Linked DNA regions of Mus musculus: region 2 is linked to region 1. A link is a loop called in an ENCODE intact Hi-C map of the cell type or tissue named here. Cell type or tissue: left cerebral cortex. All regions are shown on one strand. Each heading gives the region's core, and the rest is flanking DNA. Links, peaks and the distances in the headings are about the cores only.

What was found. Hi-C counts contacts between places; a loop is a spot of excess contacts. Peaks named below come from ENCODE experiments on the same cell type or tissue, not always from the same donor. Only the 100,000 strongest peaks of a DNase experiment are listed, where the experiment ranks them.
Region 2: it touches region 1 in a loop (2.2-fold over the local background); 2 of 42 quality-filtered maps call a loop at or near these places.

What each region holds. Positions count from the first base shown.
Region 1 is chr2:77,941,245-77,951,594 of GRCm38, forward strand. Cwc22 (CWC22 spliceosome-associated protein) reads right to left here and starts at 5,112. Exons shown (of 20, transcript NM_001362658.1): 1 at 4,906-5,112. In left cerebral cortex, for the core only: no CTCF peak of the experiment used is centred there; a DNase peak (open chromatin) is centred at 5,150; H3K4me3 peaks cover 1,734 bases; H3K27ac peaks cover 859 bases.
Region 2 is chr2:78,017,763-78,028,112 of GRCm38, forward strand. No RefSeq gene overlaps it. Among named protein-coding and RNA genes, the nearest start is that of 4930440I19Rik, 28 kb to the right of the region's middle. In left cerebral cortex, for the core only: a CTCF peak has its summit at 4,416 (motif pointing left); a DNase peak (open chromatin) is centred at 4,264.

The DNA of each region.
Region 1 (10,350 bases), core at 1,374-9,373:
GTCTAGCCCATGCTTCTTTATGGAGCTCCAGTCAGAGAGGAAGCCCCCATATGGACCCTGATGGCCTCCAAAAGAAGGCAGTGCAAACTGGCCTTATTTCCTTCTCTCCATTTGAAGCCAGCTTTTCCTCTAGCTTGTCTCCTGTAAATGTTCCAAAGTGGCAATTCATTTTTTTCTTTACTCCCTGTCAGTCATCAAGTCTTAATTTTATTCTTTTTCTTAATAGAAGAAACAAATTTGCTGGGGTTTTGTTTGTTTGTTTTTCGAGACAGGGTTTCTCTGTGTAGCCCTGGCTGTCCTGGAACTCACTCTGTAGACCAGGCTGGCCTCAAACTCAGAAATCCGTCTTCCTCTGCCTCCCAAGTGCTGGGATTAAGGGTGTGCGCCACCACTGCCCAGCCAGATTTGCCGTTTTCCCATTCTCTGCCTCTGTATACAAGAGGCTGGTGGGAGTTTCTGTTTAGAGAAGATTCCCTAATAGAACGTTAGCTTCATTCCAGAGCCAGAGGGTTTGATAAGATTTCTCAGACTTTTAGCACCATCTGTAACAATCTCTGAAATATAAGTTCCCTTTGCATACTAAACTTGGCACTCCACTTATGAGGAGCAAAAGGATCCTTTTAAGTATCTGTGAAGCTGCCCGTGGGGTAACCAGGCTTTGAAATTAAACATAGATTCCATTAGAACATATTTAGGATTATCCCCTACTTTCCAAATGTCCTTAGACATTTCTAAAACAGAAACCTTTGTCTCTAGATCTGTTTCTACAATGTTTCACTTTACAATATATTTTTAACAGAAAATAATTTCTTCAATAGCAGTACTTCTGCTACTGAACAGAACAAAGCCTAAGGAGCCTCCTCCCTGCCACTCTCCTGAGTCATGGAACTTAGATCCTATCTCTGTCTCTTAGCTTACTTTCCTATATAGCCTTGGCTCATGGGTTTGGTGCCTGGGAGTGGGGCTTAATTTTATTCAGTAGCCTGGTGCCTCATTCATCGAGCAAATAGTGTCATTATAGTTTCTCTTGATCTACTGATTTAAACGCAGGTTTCTACCCATTTTCATGATAACAAAGACCAAAGAAAACATTAATTTAAAAAGACCATCATCCTCACCACAATTCGTGCCTTTCAACGAAACACTTTAGTGCTTCTAATCATAAACCCAATATTTCTTCATTTGTTCAAGCTTATTTGTGCAGAAGAGTCTCTTTGAGACTGTAACAACTGAGAAAATACAAAATACAGGACCTCAAAATGATGAGGCTATACCATACAGTCTTTCTGATAAAAACAGCAGCTGTGGATAGGAAGGTAATATTTACATTACACGACACACAAGACATCAAAAGGTGAATGTTCTTAACCTTTAGGTAGAGGAATGTCTAGATGTTGTAGCTATGCTACAAACACACTATTGCTAGGTGTACAAAAAACAGGAGGTACCAATGCCAAGTCCTAAAGGATAAGTAGGAATTCTATCCATACAGAACGAAAAGGGACAGGGGCCCACATACATACAGGCTCAAAGACATTTAAAACTAACAAACAAATGAATGATGACTTCAAGTCATTCCCGTAAAGGAAGCACGTAGAAAATGAACATAAATGATGTGGACCCTAAGAGACTCACGAAGCTAAATCATGAAAGGCCTTCTATGGATACAGCAAATCTCTGAAATTTTCAATCACTGACATAAACACACACACACAGACACACACACAAAGCTAAGATAGTACCAGATACATAACATGTTCAAAATCTAAAAGTTTTGTAAGGGGAAGTGTATTAGTCAGGGTTCTCTAGAGTCACAGAACTTATGGATAATTTCTAAATAGTAAAGGAATTTATTGATGACTTACAGTCGGCAGCCCAATTCCCAACAATGGTTCAGTCGCAGCTGTGAATGGAAGTCCAAGGATCTAGCAGTTACTCAGTCTCACGCAGCAAGCAGGCGAAGGAGCAAGAGCAAGAGCTAGACTCCCTTCTTCCAATGTCCTTATATTGTCTCCAGCAAAAGGTGTAGCCCAGATTAAAGGTGTGTTCCACCACACCTTTAATCCTAAAGGTGTGTTCCACCACACCTTTAATCCCAGATGAAAGGCATAGCCCAGATTAAAGGTGTGTTCCTTAACTCGGAGATTCAATCTTCTGGAATCCATAGCCACTATGGCTCAAGATCTTCAAACCAAGATCCAGATAAGGATCTCCAAGCCTCCAGATAAGGGTCACTGGTGAGCCTTCCAATTCCGGATTGTAGTTCATTCCAAATATTGTCAAGTTGACAACCAGGAATAGCCACTACAGGAAGGTAACTTTAGATTATCTTAGATCCGAAGAGGAGTCAAGTTATTTTGACATCACATAAAGAATATTCCTCTACCCCTTATTCTTGGGGCCACCAAGCTGTCTGTCATTATCTGCATCAAGGCAGCACTAGTAGATGCTGTGTGCCCAAGAGGTAACTGGACCCGAATGTAGCATAGGCCTTCATCTTCACTTCATACTTTGTGTCTGCACTCCACAAGTCAAATCTGGTCCCCAGCTTTGTCAACAAAATCTGCTAACTTGCACAGATTGGTTAGAAATGACCTTTCATATCATTAGAAGTTATGTTTGTATACTTTTTTCTTCTGAGCATATTCTGGTGTAAAGGAAATATTACCATGTAGCCTCTAGACACCAAGCTCGACCACCCATCACAGAAGCTCTGATCTAGAAAGAGCCTCCCCTTGTAAAGTGATTCAGAGCACCCACAGGATAAATTTTCAAGGAGGAAGTATTGAACTTTGCCTGGCTTAAGCCACTACTGAGTTAGGCTCAAAGATAGATTAAAAACAGTTAATTCTGGGTCTCGCTTACTAAGTTATCAATTCTTTAATCATTGAAGCTTTTCCTAAAAAAGGATGCCCCACACTTTCTTTCCTTTCTGTTCACTGGCATTTACTAACATGGCACGATAGGCAAAGGCTTGTTTGAATCCACTCCCCTGCCCATGTGTGCTATCTTTTTAAAAAAAACATTTTAAAAAATGTCTTCAAAGTTTGTGCTGAGGTAAGCATTCAACTGTCTTCTCCCATGTTTACTTGGGAGGTGTAAGAAAAAGTGTTAACAAGCCTGAGAGTTTTCTGAAATCCTTAGTGCTCCATCGGCCTCCCTTGCTCGTAATTGTAGGGAACCTCAAAGTTGGCTCAAGACACTCCAAGAGCGTGTTCTCTGCACAAAGGAGACTTATTTGCCCCAGAAGGACAAAGGGCAAGAAACAGGAGACAAAGACAGGACACTAGGATGAGGGAGAAGGGGAAGGGAACAAGGGAGAGGGTAAAGGGGTATTTGTCCCAAGGGAACAAAGGACTGTCTCTGGATAGAGAGAAGACATACATATAGGAAAATATTAGCGTAGCGGGTAGAGGGGTTAGGCTGAGGTATTTAATTTAAATTGGGCATGTCAATTAGTTGACCCCAGAGAGGTTTTGGATTGTTGGACTTCAATGCTTTGATAGCTGGATCTCTGCAGGTTAGATCAGGGAACAGATCTTGGGGGCTAGCTTGAGGAATGTGATCTAACGGTTTTTAACAAGACACGGGGACTTGGGAAGGAGAGCCTTGTCCACCACATTCAAGCTGGCTAGAGTTCCTGCAGTAATTTCAGACTTACAGAGAAAACAAGGGAAATCTGACAGAAAAACCCTCAAAGACATTAGTTCCAATCTGCTGTATTACCGATAATCACTTCTTTCTGGAACTGGTCTATTTCCAGACTGAGTCTGACTGGGCCAGTCATGAACAAGGTAGGACTCAACTAAAATAACCAGTCTAAACCCGGCTAGCCCACACCTTTAATCCCAGCACTCAGAAAGCAGAGGCAGGCAGAACTCTTTAAATTTGAGGTCAGCCTGCTCTAAGGAGTGAGTTCCAAGACAGTCAAGACTACACAGAGAACAGGAAAAATAAATAAACAAAAGGCAGTTTAAATACAGAGCACAATTAACAGAAAAGGTAGCTCATTTTCACATGTATGGATCTTTTTTGCCTTCATATACATATAGGGACAGTTCAAGTTGCTGGTGCAAGTGGCTATCAGCAAGCAGGTATCCAGTCCCCTGAATCTGATATTATAATTTGTTGTGATCCATCTTGTGGGTGCTTGGATCGAACCTAGATCCCTCTGAAAGAGTGCTTTTAACCACTGGGCAAACTCACCAACGGCTTGCCGGGGCTCAGTTACTGTTTCTATTAATACCTTTCCCCAAATTATTCTTCCGGGGGGCGGGGGGGCGAGTTAAGTGGCTACAATGTATCAAAAAAGTCTTGCATTTAGAGCAGGTCAAACAGCTGGCACAGTGCTGTTTGTACTGTAGGGCCTGCAGCTCGCTAGGGGCAGGAACTGCAAACCCATGTTTGGAAGTTGCAAATAGTAGAGGCTTTTAGAGTTAAGGTTAACTACGTATGCGACCTAAACACAGAAGATGCGAAACATGGATCACTAGGGCTAAACATGACAGGGGTTCAGTCAAGTCAATGAAAACGATCCATAAATGAAAATGTAATAGAATTGGCTACTGGGATAAGCTGGAATGAGGCAAACGCGTTACCAGAATTTATTAATGCCAGCCCCGGGACGCCGACTGGGGACGCGACCCAGGGTGCTCCCAGGAGAGGTGTTCACCGACAACCCAGACCAAGGCCCAGACACGCACGCCCCGCCGCCGGCGCTAGGCCCAGCCGGCTCACACGGCACCTCGCGGGCCGCCGGTGGAGACGGCGCAGCCACATGAGGAAAGCAAGGCCCACCGGGCAAGCGCCCACTCGCAAGTCCCTGCCCTCTCCACGCGACCTAGCAACCCGCCGCCCCCACTCTGGCTCCTAGTCTATCCCGAGTCTTCAGAGTTCCGTAATTACCTAAAGCTCCACCGCGCCGCCATCATACCGGAAGAGCGTCAGTTCCCTTTCCCGGGTGAAAGTAGCGCGAGAAATTAGTGAAAAACTGGTAGTGAATTGGCAGGTATGTGATACGATTAATGATAATGCGGTATAGTAACACCTTGAGTCAAAGCAATCCAGCTAGTAACACTGTCATTCCTTACAAAGAACACGAGAAAAGAACATGTGAGTCCGAGTGAACTACAAAGTCCAGCATGCTCTGGCAGCGCGGACGGAAATGAGTTGTAGTTGGACCGCAGTGCATGACGGGAATTGTAGTTCGTTCGGATAGGAGGTCACACTAGAGACACTTTTGAGAGCTAGGTTTTCGAGGCATGCTTCTTATTCTAACACTACTCATCTTCTAAAGCCATAAAAAGTAGCTCTTAGTAGACACCGTAGCTTTTCTTTCTTTTTTTTTTTTTTCAGTGTAAAAGCTTAACACTAAGATACATACTATGAAACTACCGCAGAGGCTTACTATATAATACCTTGCCTGAAAATAATAAAAAAAGTAGCGATCCCTTTCAGATTTTTGACAGAAGCTTTACCAAAAGTCTGTTTGGGAGAAGAGGGGAAAGTGACAAAATGTTTAGTATCTATTAAGTTCCAAGATTTTAAATTCAAGTGAATGGAAGACTATCTGATTATAAATGATATGTTGTAAGGACAGTGAGAAGTAAATTGGAGGCCCAACATGGTGGTGTCTGCCTTTACTCCAAATATTTTGGAGGCTGAGACTGGCACTGTGTGTTCCAAGACATCCAGAGCTACATAATGAGCCCCTGTCTTGAAAGAGAGAGAGAGAGAGAGAGAGAGAGAGAGAGAGAGAGAGAGGAAGGTGAAAAAAGAAAAGAAGCAAGTTGCCTGGCGTGGTGGCACATGCCTTTAATCCCAGCACTCTGGAGGCAGAGGCAGGTGGATTTCTGAGTTCGAGGCCAGCCTGGTCTACAAAGTGAGTTCCAGGACAGCCAGGGCTATACAGAGAAACCCTGTCTCCGAAAATAAATAAATTAATTAATTAATTAAAAAATTAAAAAAAAAAGAAGCAAGTTGTATTTATGATACTTTCAGGGTTGGAATGTGAAATCTGTAACGAGTTTAGAGCACTGGCCTCAATTATACTGTTTCCTTAGTCTTTGATTTTCAGTGTTACCAAAAGGTAAGTGTTAAAGAGCATGCTAATGTGATTGGAAAGCTCTTCCTAAAACAACATCATCTTTATATTTCAAAGTATTTTGTAAACCAGGCCTGGCTTCTCCAAGAATTTTGTTTATTTTTTAAACAGGGACAAGGTCTCACTATGTAGCCCTGGCTGGCCTGGAACTTACTATGTAGACCAGGCTGGTCTTGAACTCACAGAGATCTGCCTGGCTCTGCTTCCTAGGGGCTGGCATCAAATGCCTGGGGCAGTAAGCTCTGCTTCTTTATTATAATTTTAGGGTGATTGAGCTTTCAGCCTTTTCCTAGAGATAGTATGACTTTGTTAGCGTTTCTCCTGCTATAAAGTGACACCATGACTACAGCAATTGTTATATTCAAACAAACAAACAAATGAACAAACAAACAGCCAATCTAATTGGCTTACAACAGAGGTTTATTCCATTATTGTGATGGTGGAATTCATGGTGGGGAGTTTTATGGCATCTAAGTAGTAGGGGGGCTAGAGAAGGAGTTGAGAATTCTATATCTAGATCCACAGACAGCAGGAGAAGACGTTCAAACACTGGCCAGGCGTGGGCATCTGAGAAGCCCACCTCAGTGACACACTTCCTTCCACTGCACCAAGTCTACCTCAACAAAGCCACACCTCCTAATTCCTGTGAGTCTATGTGGGCCATTTTTATTCAAACCCCCACAGGGTGTAAACAAAATAAAAATCCTGGGCTAGGCACTTTAATCCCATAATTTAAGAGGCAGACCTGTGTTCAAGTGTTCAAGGCCAGCCTGATCTATATAGTCAGTTCTCAGCCAGCCAAGGCTACGTAGTGAGCTTTTAATACTAGTACTTGGGAAGCAGAGGCAGATAGCTCTCTAAGAGTTTGAGGCTAGCCTGGTATACAGAGTGAGTTTCAAGCCAGCCAAGGCTACATAGCAAGACCATGTCAAAAGCAGAAAGAAAACAAGGCAAATCAAACCAGCAACAACAATATCAATAAAGCAAAGGGAATAATAAAATTCTAGAGCTGGTCCTCACTGTGTATTAGAGTTTCTAAAAGAGCAGTTTTGATAGAATGAATATATAATAAGAGATGTATCAGGCTGGCTTAAAAGATGTGGTATGAATAATTATCTTAGTTAGGTTTTTATTGCTGTGAAGAGACACTGTGACCATGGCAACTCTTATGAAGGAAAAGATTTATTGGGGCTGGTTTACAGTTTCAGAAGTTTAGTCTGTTATCACAATGGACAGGAAAAATGGTGGCACTTGGGCAGACATGGTGCTAGAGAAGGAGTTGAGAGTTCTACATCTTGATCTGCAGGCACCAAGGAGATTATGTGCCACACTGGGCATAGCTTGAGCATAGGAGATGCCAACAATGACACACTTCCTCCAACTAGGTCATACTTCCTAATAGTGTCACTCCCTATGGACCAAGCATTGATTAGGTCTCTGTGGGCATACCTATTTAAAACACCAAAATAGTCCAAGGACAGCTGCCTCACAGTGGAAGGGGCAAGAATTCTGTTGTTCCTCAGTCCATGAGACTGCAGTCTCTGTATTCCTGTCTGGTGTTGGGAGTCCTGGAAGGCTCCTGGAGAGCTGCTGTTTTTCACTCTGTGTTGGAATCCTCAAGAAGTTGGATTCAATACTGGCAGCAACAGGATAGACCAACCTGCTATTGATGGAGAAGGTGAAGACAAAAAACAGTTTCTCTCCTCCATGTCTTTTTATGTGGGCTGCCCCCAGGAGGTATGGATGAGATTTAGGATGAGTCTTCCTTCTTCAAATGATCTGATTAAGATAATCCCGCAGGAGTGTCCGGGAGCTTTGGTTTTAGTTGATTCTACATATAGAATGTAAGAGTCTTTGATTTGTGAAGAATGATACTCCAGACTCAAATAGTGTGCAACAGGAAAGAGTGTTTATTCTGCAAAGAACCTGCATGCAGGGTTCCACCATACATCAGGATGGAAGACAAAAGTAAGGGCTTTGCAGTGTCAAATGTAAATCCTATTAAGGTAGGAGAGGATGACTCTTAACTTCTTTCCCTTGATTGATTGGCTCTATCTCTAGGGGTATGAGTGTCTTTGTCATTGGTTAAGTGTCTGGGAGATTCTGCGAACTTATGCTGGCTCTATACTATATTATATACTATATACTATATACTATATACTATATACTATACTATACTATACTATACTATACTATACTATACTATACTATACTATACTATACTATACTTGGCTCAAGCTAGGTAGTGGGGCAGCTTTCTGACTGGCTGCCCATGAGGGGTGATTTTATATGGAATTGACTTGCTTTGGACTTGTCCAGTTCTGAGAAACAAAAACCTAGGCCTACTCTCCCAAACTGCCAGTTTGTAGTCTGTCCCGGAGTCAGCCTAGCTCTGGCTAACTCAGGACTCTCAAGTCAAGTTGTCAACTGAGGTTAGCCATCTTAAACTCATGTGTTACAAGAGATTCTGGTCTTCAGGGCTGAAGACACAGCTGTGATGAACATGAGTCCAGCTCCACTACAGTGAAACTTTTGCTTTGCTGGGGTAATTGGCAGGAGTCAGCTGGAGATGACGAAGTAGGCCTGATTAAGAAGAGAGCAGCATGCTTTTAATCCCAGCACCTGGGAGACAGAGGGAGAAGGATCTCTGTGAGTTTAAGGCCAGCCTGATCTACAGAGTGAGTTCCAGGACAGCCAGGGCTACATGGAGAGATATGATCCCTTCCTAGCTAAGCTTCCAATGTGTAAAAGAGCATAAGGTGTTTCCTGCTCCTGTCTAACATCAACAAGCAAAAGATGCTGCAATGCCATCCAGGGGTCCAAAATTCATCCCTAACTGGCAATTGAACTTGGCAGTGTTGTCTACCAGGTGCTAGCTTTAAGATTCTGGAGGATGGGAGAATAAAGAATCATGGATTACCCCCCACCCCCGTGGGAAGTTTCAGAGTGCCCCTGAGATGGGGAGTGTATGGTGGAGAGTCTCTATGTGAAGACCTTGAGACACTATTTGTTAAGCTTTGGAAGTAAAGCCTAGATTGCACTGGAGCCCCAATGATGCTGGAGATGCCAGAGTTGTGGGATGTCTGACAAGGAGAGCTGCACACAACAAGTGGAACTATTCCAAAGATAGATGTATAGTGTAAGTAGAAAAGCTGGAGAAGCAGATGATTTAAGCCCTTTGACACTGGCCATGGAGCTACAGGATTTGACATTCACTCTGCTGAGTCCTCTTCTTGCTTCGGTTCAGTATTTCCTTACTGTGTCCCCATTTCTCCCTTCTACCTAAATTCTAAGCCAATTCGCGTTGAAGGTATGGAATATACCTTTTTATTTTATAGGTGGTTATAATTAAGAGATTTCCTGGAGTCTCAGAAGAGACTTAGGACTTAACAGTGTTGAGCCTGGAAGAATATGGGGCCGTTGGGAGTGGAACTAAATGTATTTGCATTATGGTTTGGACATGAGCCTACGGGGGTCAGGGAGCCTATGTAGTGTCTTGAATGTGATGCCCCATAGTCTTGGGGATTTGAATACTCAGTTCCCAGTTGGTGGCAGTGTTTGAGAAGCTTAATGGGGTGTGGCCTTGCTGAAGGATGTCATTGAGGGAGGGCACTAAGATTTCAAAAGCGACATGCCATTCCCAGTTCACTCTCTATGCTTCCTCATTACAGTTTGGAGATGCAAGCCCTCAACTTCCTGCTCCAGTGGCCATTGCTCCAATCATCCATCACAGACTCTTACCCCGCTGCAACCATAAGCCCAAATAAACCCTTTCTTAGAAAAGTAACTACTTTAACCACTGTGTGAATCATGACTCCCATTATTTATTCATAAACTATCTACCCATCCAAGTTACTTTACATTCTGTACTCACTTCCTAATATTTTAAAGAGGAATAATGCTAATCACTTTCATGCAGTTGTAAGTATTGCATTAGCTGATAAACATGATATATTCAAGATAACCACTAAGTGTGTCACCAATTCATTTCATGTTTAAGAGATTTGTCCACTGTTAATTATTTATTTGAGGTTGTTAAAATATTTGAGCTAATATGTGTTCATTGTAATAGAGGCGAGACAGATGAGAGAGATCCACCACAAGGAGCACCAGGCACACATGAAGCTTTGTCAAAGCACTATTCAGTTCTGTTAGAAATCACTGTCGTTGTTAATGAGAAATCCTTGCAGCATTACCATAGTCGGTTCTTACCATATTCATGTCTCTATAAACAAGCAAGTATTGGG
Region 2 (10,350 bases), core at 1,077-9,076, 76 kb after region 1:
TCCAACTCAATTCTTCAACGAATTGGAAGGAGCAATTTGCAAATTTGTCTGGAATAACAAAAAACCTAGGATAGCAAAAAGTCTTCTCAAGGATAAAAGAACTTCTGGCGGAATCACCATGCCAGACCTAAAGCTTTACTACAGAGCAATTGTGATAAAAACTGCATGGTACTGGTATAGAGACAGACAAGTAGACCAATGGAATAGAATTGAAGATCCAGAAATGAACCCACACACCTATGGTCACTTGATCTTCGACAAGGGAGCTAAAACCATCCAGTGGAAGAAAGACAGCATTTTCAACAATTGGTGCTGGCACAACTGGTTGTTATCGTGTAGAAGAATGCGAATCGATCCATACTTATCTCCTTGTACTAAGGTCAAATCTAAGTGGATCAAGGAACTTCACATAAAACCAGAGACACTGAAACTTATAGAGGAGAAAGTGGGGAAAAGCCTTGAAGATATGGGCACAGGGGAAAAATTCCTGAACAGAACAGCAATGGCTTGTGCTGTAAGATCGAGAATCGACAAATGGGACCTAATGAAACTCCAAAGTTTCTGCAAGGCAAAAGACACCGTCAATAAGACAAAAAGACCACCAACAGATTGGGAAAGGATCTTTACCTATCCTAAATCAGATAGGGGACTAATATCCAACATATATAAAGAACTCAAGAAGGTGGACTTCAGAAAATCAAATAACCCCATTAAAAAATGGGGCTCAGAACTGAACAAAGAATTCTCACCTGAGGAATACCGAATGGCAGAGAAGCACTTGAAAAAATGTTCAACATCCTTAATCATCAGGGAAATGCAAATCAAAACAACCCTGAGATTCCACCTCACACCAGTCAGAATGGCTAAGATCAAAAATTCAGGTGACAGCAGATGCTGGCGAGGATGTGGAGAAAGAGGAACACTCCTCCATTGTTGGTGGGAGTGCAGGCTTGTACAACCACTCTGGAAATCAGTCTGGCGGTTCCTCAGAAAACTGGACATAGTACTACCGGAGGATCCAGCAATACCTCTCCTGGGCATATATCCAGAAGATGCCCCAACAGGTAAGAAGGACACATGCTCCACTATGTTCATAGCAGCCTTATTTATAATAGCCAGAAGCTGGAAAGAACCTAGATGCCCCTCAACAGAGGAATGGATACAGAAAATGTGGTACATCTACACAATGGAGTACTACTCAGCTATTAAAAAGAATGAATTTATGAAATTCCTAGCCAAATGGATGGACCTGGAGGGCATCATCCTGAGTGAGGTAACACATTCACAAAGAAACTCACACAATATGTATTCACTGATAAGTGGATATTAGCCCCAAACCTAGGATACCCAAGATATAAGATATAATTTGCTAAACACATGAAACTCAAGGAGAATGAAGACTGAAGTGTGGACACTATGCCCCTCCTTAGATTTGGGAACAAAACACCCATGGAAGGAGTTACAGAGACGGAGTTTGGAGCTGAGATGAAAGGATGGACCATGTAGAGACTGCCATAGCCAGGGATCCACCCCATAATCAGCATCCAAACGCTGACACCATTGCATACACTAGCAAGATTTTATTGAAAGGACGCAGATGTAGCTGTCTCTTGTGAGACTATGCCGGGGCCCAGCAAACACAGAAGTGGATGCTCACAGTCAGCTAATGGATGGATCATAGGGCTCCCAATGGAGGAGCTAGAGAAAGTAGCCAAGGAGCTAAAGGGATCTGCAACCCTATAGGTGGAACAACATTATGAGCTAACCAGTACCCCGGAGCTCTTGACTCTAGCTGCATATATATCAAAAGATGGCCTAGTCGGCCATCACTGGAAAGAGAGGCCCATTGGACTTGCAAACTTTATATGCCCCAGTACAGGGGAATACCAGGGCCAAAAAGGGGGAGTGGGTGGGCAGGGGAGTGGGGGTGGGTGGATATGGGGGACTTTTGGTATAGCATTGGAAATGTAAATGAGTTAAATACCTAATAAAAAATGGAAAAAAAAAAACTTCACTTATAACTTAGTTATGGTTTTAAACCTTCAGTGAACCTGTGGAGCTGAGACAAGTGATGGGTGTTTAGCCAGATAATTACTCCTAATGGATATGCATGCAAACATTCTCTGGTGTAAACTTCTATTTCAATTTATGATTTGATTTTCTGTGTGAACTTTTGAAGAACTTTTTAACATGTGATCACGCATTCTGAATGATGTTTAAGGGCTGAGGACAAAGAGAAGAGTCAGATTTGAGGAACTGAGATGAGGGGAGCGGAGGTGAGAAGAACTGAGCTGAGGAGAAGTTTTAAGACAGAACACTTTTTAGATTAGAAGGAAAATGCAGAGTGGAATAACTTAGAAATTATAGGTAACATAAAATACTAAGAGAGCAAAGTTCAGAATGCAGAGGGAAAGAGGAAAAAAGATGTCACAGAGCCGAAGGAGCAGGCAGGCTTCTCCTTACCATGGGACAGAACAGGTCCTATGATAAGGACAAGGCAGGTTTAGTTTTATTAAAATAAACAAAGCTTTTTTTCTTTCAAACATGGGTTTAATTCACTTAGCATTAAAAGGGTAGAAGCCTTTTCTTTCTCTATGTAATAAAGATTGGAGCAGCTAGAACTGACCCTAACCAGTTCTGAGGCTGAAGCAGGTTTATTTTTCCCTAGTATGCTTTTATACCATTTTGATACATGATCGTAATAAGTTCAGTTCTAGGTTAAGGAACAAGCAAGGTAATAAACACAAATAGTCAAGGAACAAACAAGACAATAAACAAAGTCCAGCGATCATTGCTTCTAAGGGCTTACTTATCAAGCTATCTGAGCCTACTTTCCTGTCATAACCCAAAGTCATATTCTTACCTGAAGCCTACTTCTTTGTTCTAGGCTAAAATCAGATTCCTGCCTGATCTTACTTCCCTGTCCTGGCCCAATGTCAAATTCCTGCCTGAAGTCCATTTCCTTGTCCTGGCCCAATGTCAATTTCCTGCCAAGTGGGCCCCCAAAAGCTCTCCACGCAAAACTCCGAATTTAATGCCAGATCTCTGTAAGTTTGAGGTCAGCATGGCTTACACAGTGAGTTCCAGAACAGCCATGGCTACATAGTAAGACTCTGTCTCAACCATCCAAACCAACACATGAACAAAAAAAAATTAATTTAAACACCTGTGGTTTCCTGCATGTCTTTGAGAAACAAGCAGCCATGGATAGAAGGTATCTAAAAATAGACTTTGCATCAAACTGATAGAGCTTTCTCAATGTTTTCCTAGATTATAAAATGAAATAGTCTTCCATAGTTTTCAGTCAAGTTCCCTTCCTTTGGAGGTGGTAGAAGCTGGGTTAGAGTGTAGAGGATCTTGAGACCCCCCTTCCCCCCTCAAACCATGCAGTTTCCCCAGCCCTAGGGCAATAGTTGTGGAATATTTGAACATGCATCTTGAATTGTAGTCTAGACCTAGCCCTGCAGGGAGCAGTGGACCCTGCTTGCAGATGTTGCCCTGGCTCTGGACTTAGTCTTTTGGAGTTTAATTTTGGCTCCATCTCAGCCCTCGCTGTTTATCTAATTGCGTTTCAGGACTACAACCTATCTAGGTGTAAATAATGAGCTAACTGTGACTTAATGTGTTTGGCAAAGGGAGAATGTCATTTCCCCAAGGAGGTTAGTCTACTTTGCCCTCTGACTTATGCTTTGTCTCATTTCTGTTATTGATAGGCTTGACTCATGCTGCTGCTATGTCTTCTGTATTTACTCTTTCAGCCTTAGAGCGGGTATCCCTACTGACCTCTGAATTGACCCCTGAATAAGAAGTCATTAGCACCATCATATAAAGAACTATGGAGTTATATATCTATTGCATCTGTACTTTTAAACTGAAGTTCCTATAAGTCAGTACTGTAAGCATGGAGTGGGGAGCACTTGGGAAAGGATTCCTGCTGTCTGTTTCCAAGGAGACAACGATTTTCTTTACTTGACATTTCCCAAATGGACCCTATTAGGGTGGTGAAGTAACACTTAGTCTTGTTTCTCTCACACCCACTAATTGCTGCTGTTGTTACAACAGCAATGTGTTCTCTGACCTGCTTATAACACCAAGACAGCTTTGGTAACCAGAGCCAGAACCATGTATTTGTTTTGTTTTGTTTTGTTTTGTTTTTCCATTCTGTTGGCAACAATACATCCCTCCAGCCGTTTTACCCGGTGACCTTGTTTGGGGAATTATTTGAGTGTTTTCAGAGGTGTAATGCCATGATCCCCCACCCCAGTGGTTGTGAGCTGGTCTTGACATGGATGCTAAGTCCCTGGAATCTAGACCTGAGAAGGGATGCCGCATCGCTTTATCCCAGCATATTGAGGGCTTAGGGCCGAGGAATTTCAAAAAGAAATACTGACCCCTTGTGGTATGATATTATATTCTAGTCAATCAGGTGAAGAAAAGTTTGGAAATTCAGAATCTTCCTTAAATATAGTGAATTTTGCTTAAAATGACACAAAATGATGCTGAGTGTATACAGTAGTTTACATGCTAATTAGTAACAATAGGAAAGGGGACAGAATGACTATTTTATACAGCCATACAGGGAATAACATATATGTTGCATTTTTAAAAAGCTTTATATTGGCAAATCTCCTTAGGGTCTTTGCTTTAATATTCTCACATAATTCCATCAGGAAAAATCCCATCCATAATAGTTGATTTTATAGAGTGCTTTTCACATGAAAGAAAATGTCTTCACATGTGACCTTATTTGCTCTTCATACCAACTGAGGCAAAGTGTGGCTGTTCTTTGTAGTTTAAAGAAAAAAAAAACATTAGGAAAGTTTAGTAACTGATCCAAATGAATATAATTAGAAAGCCTGAGCTGACACAATGGTGGCACACACCTCTAATCCCAGGACTTGAGAGGCAGAGGCACGTGGATCTCTGTGAGTTCAAGGCCAGCCTGGTCTACAGAGCAAGTTCTAGGGCAGTCAAAGGTACACAGAGAAACTCTGTCTTGAAAATCCAACCAAACCAAACGCAGCCAATCAACCAACCAACCAAACAACCAACTTAACCAAATGACTAAGGCCTGATTAGACATCTAAATATTAGAAGGGTGTGTCTAAATACAGCGCAGCGCTTCTGGTTTTAGGGTGAAGAGCTTCTATTTGGAAAGACACAGGGAGCACACAGATGCTCACATTGCAGAACTGGGGCTACCAAGTCACTTATCAATCAAACTAATGAAGACATCTTCAGTGTGATAACTCCAGATGCCACACAGATTTCTTTGTCTAGTGGAACAACATTAGATTGTTCACGCCATTTGGTGTGTACAATTTGTGCCCTCAGCAGGTGTGGTGCAATAGTGCCAAGCTAAGGGCATATTTGCAGAAATCATTTGAGTTTAAAAAATAAGTTAGAAGCTGGGCATGGTGGTGTATGCCTTTAATCTCAGCACTCAGGAGGCAGAGGCAAAGGTTCAAGGCCAACTTGGTCTACAGAGTGAGTTCCAGAACAGCTCATGCTGTTACACAAAGAAATCCTGTCGTGGAAAAAGAAATAAAGAATAATTCAGAGAGAACTACATCTACACATTATGCAGAAATGATAAATTGATATAGTATTATATCACTCAAGCATTTTATTTCTTGTATGCTTGTTTTACTGGAATGAACTCCCGGCATTAAAATATTAAACAATATAGGAAAAAGATAAAAAGTAAGTTTTACTCAAATCTCATTCTCCTCACCCATAATAATAACTTTTACTGTGGTGTATATTTTCCAGTCAATTTTCTATCTATTTATACATATTTGCATACATATGAGCAAATATATTATTTTCTGAGAAAATATGTGAGATCTACTTATTCTTTTCTGCTTTTCCCCACTGATAATACACTAGCTATTTTACACACAGTATACCTTGACCGTCAGTACAACCCTTTTATGAACCCTTTTATGAATATATGCATATGTGAACATGTGTATTTTTGCATATATGAATATATGTATATATGTGTATATCCATATGTGTATTTAATGGAATTTTCTTATTAAAATATATTTCATAGTTTGCAGAAATCATTTGAGTTTAAGAAATAATTTAGAAGCCAGGCATGGTGGTGTGTGTACACGTCTTTAATCTCAGCACTCAGGAGGTAGAGGCATTGCATCATATATTGTATCATTATTATATATATATGCATATGGCATACATCATATATACATTATATATGTATATATATACACACATATTGCACTAATATGTGTCTGCACATCTGTGGGTATGCAGATATATTTGGACATGTGAGTGTGGAGGCTGATGTTGAGATGGACTGCTCTTTTCCTCATTTATTGAGGCCATCTCAAATGAACCAAAGCTTACTGCCATAGCTGATATAATTTGCCAGTTTGCTCAGGGAGATGCTCATTTCTGCCTTCTCAGCACTAGATTTGCCCACGGAGTGCCACACACACCTGGGATTTACATGGTGGCTGGAGATCTGAACTCTGACCCTCACATTGTCAAGGGAATCATTTTATCCACAGAATCATCTTCCAAGGCCCATGGATGGATAGACTGGATAATTTTTTTTTTAAATTTGTTTATTTTGTTTTGAGAAAGGGTTTGTTTGGCTTACAATCCCACATTGCAGTCCATCATTGTGGGAAAGTCAAGACAGGAACTTGAAGCAGAAACTTCCACTGTCAGAGGAAAGCTGAGAATTAATACACACATGCATACTTAGCATTCCGTTCTTACTCTCCATTCATTCTTACATACTCCAGGACCCAAACCCAGAGACATCTGTGACGAGCTTGGTCTTCCACATAAATTAATCAAGATACCCCCACCTCCCAAGACATGTCTGCAGGTCAACCGGATCTAGAAGGTTCCTCACTGAAACTAGACTCTAGATCATGTCAAGTTGACCATTGAAGCTAATCACAAAGGGACTTAGGCTTCGACCCAACCACATGAGGCTGACCTGACTATGGCTGCTAATTGAAAGTTTCCATCAGAAGGAATCAGCACTGAGTCGCTGATTTAACACTATTCCCCAGCAGGGCCAACCAGGGTCTTCGTGACAGACTGACTAAACTGAACCACTTCCGTTGTGGAAAGGGCAGAGCCTTTTCCTTTCTAGGCTAATCATTCTTTTATGAATAATTTTTTTAATTTTGAAAATTTCATACATTTATACAGTATTTACTGATCATGAGTATGGGTACTTCTGAAATCTCTACTCTATAGATGATCTATTTTTCTCTAGTCTAAGACTTTAAACATTATACAATCTTAGAGGAAATCATAAACTCGGGAATGTGGCAGCCCAAATACCTCAGGCTTATCTACTTTTATATTTTCTCATCTTTAGTCCCTTTAATGCTGTCCCCATGATTTTTGGTCTCCACAGCTAGTGGCCATTACTATGTAAGAGTTCTTGGAATTGAACTTAACTTACTTGCTTTATGCTGCTCTGGCTTAAACAATAGTACCTCTAAAAGCATAGCTACTGCATGAAACACACACAGATTCACACACCTTTATATTTACATATTATCTTTTACCTTATTGGATATAAAATATGTAATTACACTCAGTAAAATGAAAGTTATTCTTTTGTGTATCACTAAGGTCATATCACAGTAGGTTATGAATATTGTTCTTATTTCAATAAGCCCCAACCTAAAGAGCAGGCTTTTCTTGTCTTGCTCTGTGATGTGATGCAGGTTTGAACACCCAAACCTTCAATCTCTTCATTTCCCATTCTGCTTTTTTGTTCCAGGTTGTACTTAGACTTTTCCTTACAATTTAGTGTCCTGTGCTGCGCTTGCCACCTGACAGGAACCCAATGAACAATTATTAACTTATGAACATGATGCTTTCAAATATATGTTGAGGCATCCGATTACATTAAATTGGCCTTTCCAATCTTATCTATATTTTACCCAACTTGGAAAGATATAGCAGAGATTCACAATTCTAGCACATACACCGTATGTTCACTTTGTCTTAAAAACATTAAAATGGAAAAGAAAAATCACCCGTGTTATCGTTTATATTTCTGAGACTATTGAGACTCAAGGATAACAAACATTTACCAGCGACTGCAGAGTGCATTTGTCTGATTGCTTGCCGGTCTGTGCGCCCAACACTCTCTGCCGAGATTTCTGGTCCAGGCAGTTCCAGCGAGGGGGAAGTGCAATTGCTGCAGCTGCTCTGGTGCTGCTGCTGTCCTGCTGCACTGAGCCTCCGGAGCTGGTAGAGGGCTCAGCTAGTAAGCAGAGGTGCAGGGGAGCTTCTAGCATCGAAAGCGTTCTTTCCCCAGGAAGTGTTACAGCTCTTACAGGACAGACGGATGCTCTTAGGCGATGGAGTAATTCTCACACATCTTTATTCCTTCTGGATAGGATTGTATATATATAGTTTTGGGATGGGTTGGGGTCTGACAGCTGGTGTGGTGTTTCCTGTTGACTTTGTCTGAGATCTTAAGGGTGCCTCATCTACATGTGGCGGGGTTTGGGGGCCCTGCCCCTATGTGGCTGATAGTCACAATTCTCTTTGGTGGGTTTGGGGAGGCTATGACTGCGTGACAGGGGCCTAGTGTTTGGAGCAGGTGAAGCTCCTTCTGCCTGTTTGAGTTCAGGGGCTCCAACCTTACCAGGTTTCCTCTCATGGTCCACTGCCTCACAATTCTTGATTCTGAACTCAGGCAACTTGACTACTAAGTCAGTCCTGCAATCTTGAGAATATTTCCTTACCGTTAATACCACTGACTGCTGTCCACTTCCTTCCCCACTCTACTTCCCTGTCAAGTACAATCCTACGTATACATATACTCAACCCTACAATAGCACTCAGCCTCTGGACTAGTCTGAGGCATTGAGCTGGAGACTTTGTTTGTAATTATGTAATATAAGTTAGAATCAGTAACGATATAAGCTGTAACATATTTTTCCAACTTAAAGCAATAATACACTTTAATTTTTGCAGCCTAATAGGAAGGTCACATATTTTGGACTCATCGTTTATATTATAAAAACACAGTGTACTTTTGTCTATGTGGTTTGGACTATGGTGGGCAAGTTTGGATTTCACAATCAAGCAAGGGCTGCATTAAGAGCACCAAAAATATTTCATTGATGTTGTATTCCAAAGCTAATTTATAGAGGCAGGCATATTTGGCAAAAGATGTAAGGTCTGATTGAAAGGAATCAGAGGAGAGCAGTGTGTTGTGGGTAATGGTGTGTAATCTGATAAGCCGTTTCCAGCCTTCCTCCCCAGCACAGTGGACAGCGTTCCTGCTCTTCCAGGCAGAGATGTGCTGGGGCTTAGTCTAATGCCCGGGACAGATTCAGACCTGAACTTTAGCACAGAGTTGTTTGTTTGTTTGTTTTTTATTATTCTTATTTTGAAACAAGAAGCAACGTCCGTGTTCAACGCCTGCATGTACTCTCTCCTCTCCTCTCCTCTCCTCTCCTCTCCTCTCCTCTCCTCTCCTCTCCTCTCCTCTCCTCTCCTCTCCTCTCCTCTCCTCTCCTCTCCTCCCCTCCCCTCCCCTCCCCTCCCCTCCCCTCCCCTCCCCTCCCCTCCCCTCCCCTCTCAGTGATTAACCTGATATTCTTTCAGGTTTTCAATGGGACTTTGAGTGTGGGGGTAGTGCTCCAGGTGAATTACAGCTCAAGGCTTTTTCAAAAAAAAAAAAAAAAAAAAAAACCCCAAAAACCGCACATTTCTGAAAGTGAGAATTGAGTATTCTCTTCTGCGAGACAGAAGTTTGTTCTTCAAAGTCAGCTCTGTCTACAATGCATTTCCTGCTTCTGTGGTGGGCCCATTTATGGCTTTTCCTGTCTCTTCATATCCCCCATACATTTAGTGTGCTTGTACACATACCATTTATGCCTCTGTCTCCCCTCCCACCTCTCATTTACCCTCCTCTACTCCCTCCTTGGTTGTTCTGTTGGGCCTAGGCCTTTGCTTCAAGTCCCTCCTGGCCTGGAGCAGCAAGCAATTCACTGCTCATGCCAGGTCACCATTGGTAATATGCATATTTATGTGCATAAGCTTTCTTTCTCTGAAGCCCCTTTCTCATTGGACAGTTTTACACAGCTCTCAGGGATGGTGACCAGTTCTAGACACTCTATATTTCCAACAGCCCTTGGTGATGCTAGTTATTTTATTCATAGCTGTCTAGTGAGTATGAAATGTTCTCTTACAGTGGCTTCATCTATGTTCCCCCAAGCAACTACTTGGCCTTTGCAAAGTCTTCCTTAGGTGATCATGTTTCATAAGTTTGTATATTGTATTGTTTGTCTCATGTGTCTCAAATATTTTCTAGGAATCTAATGGGTTATTCTA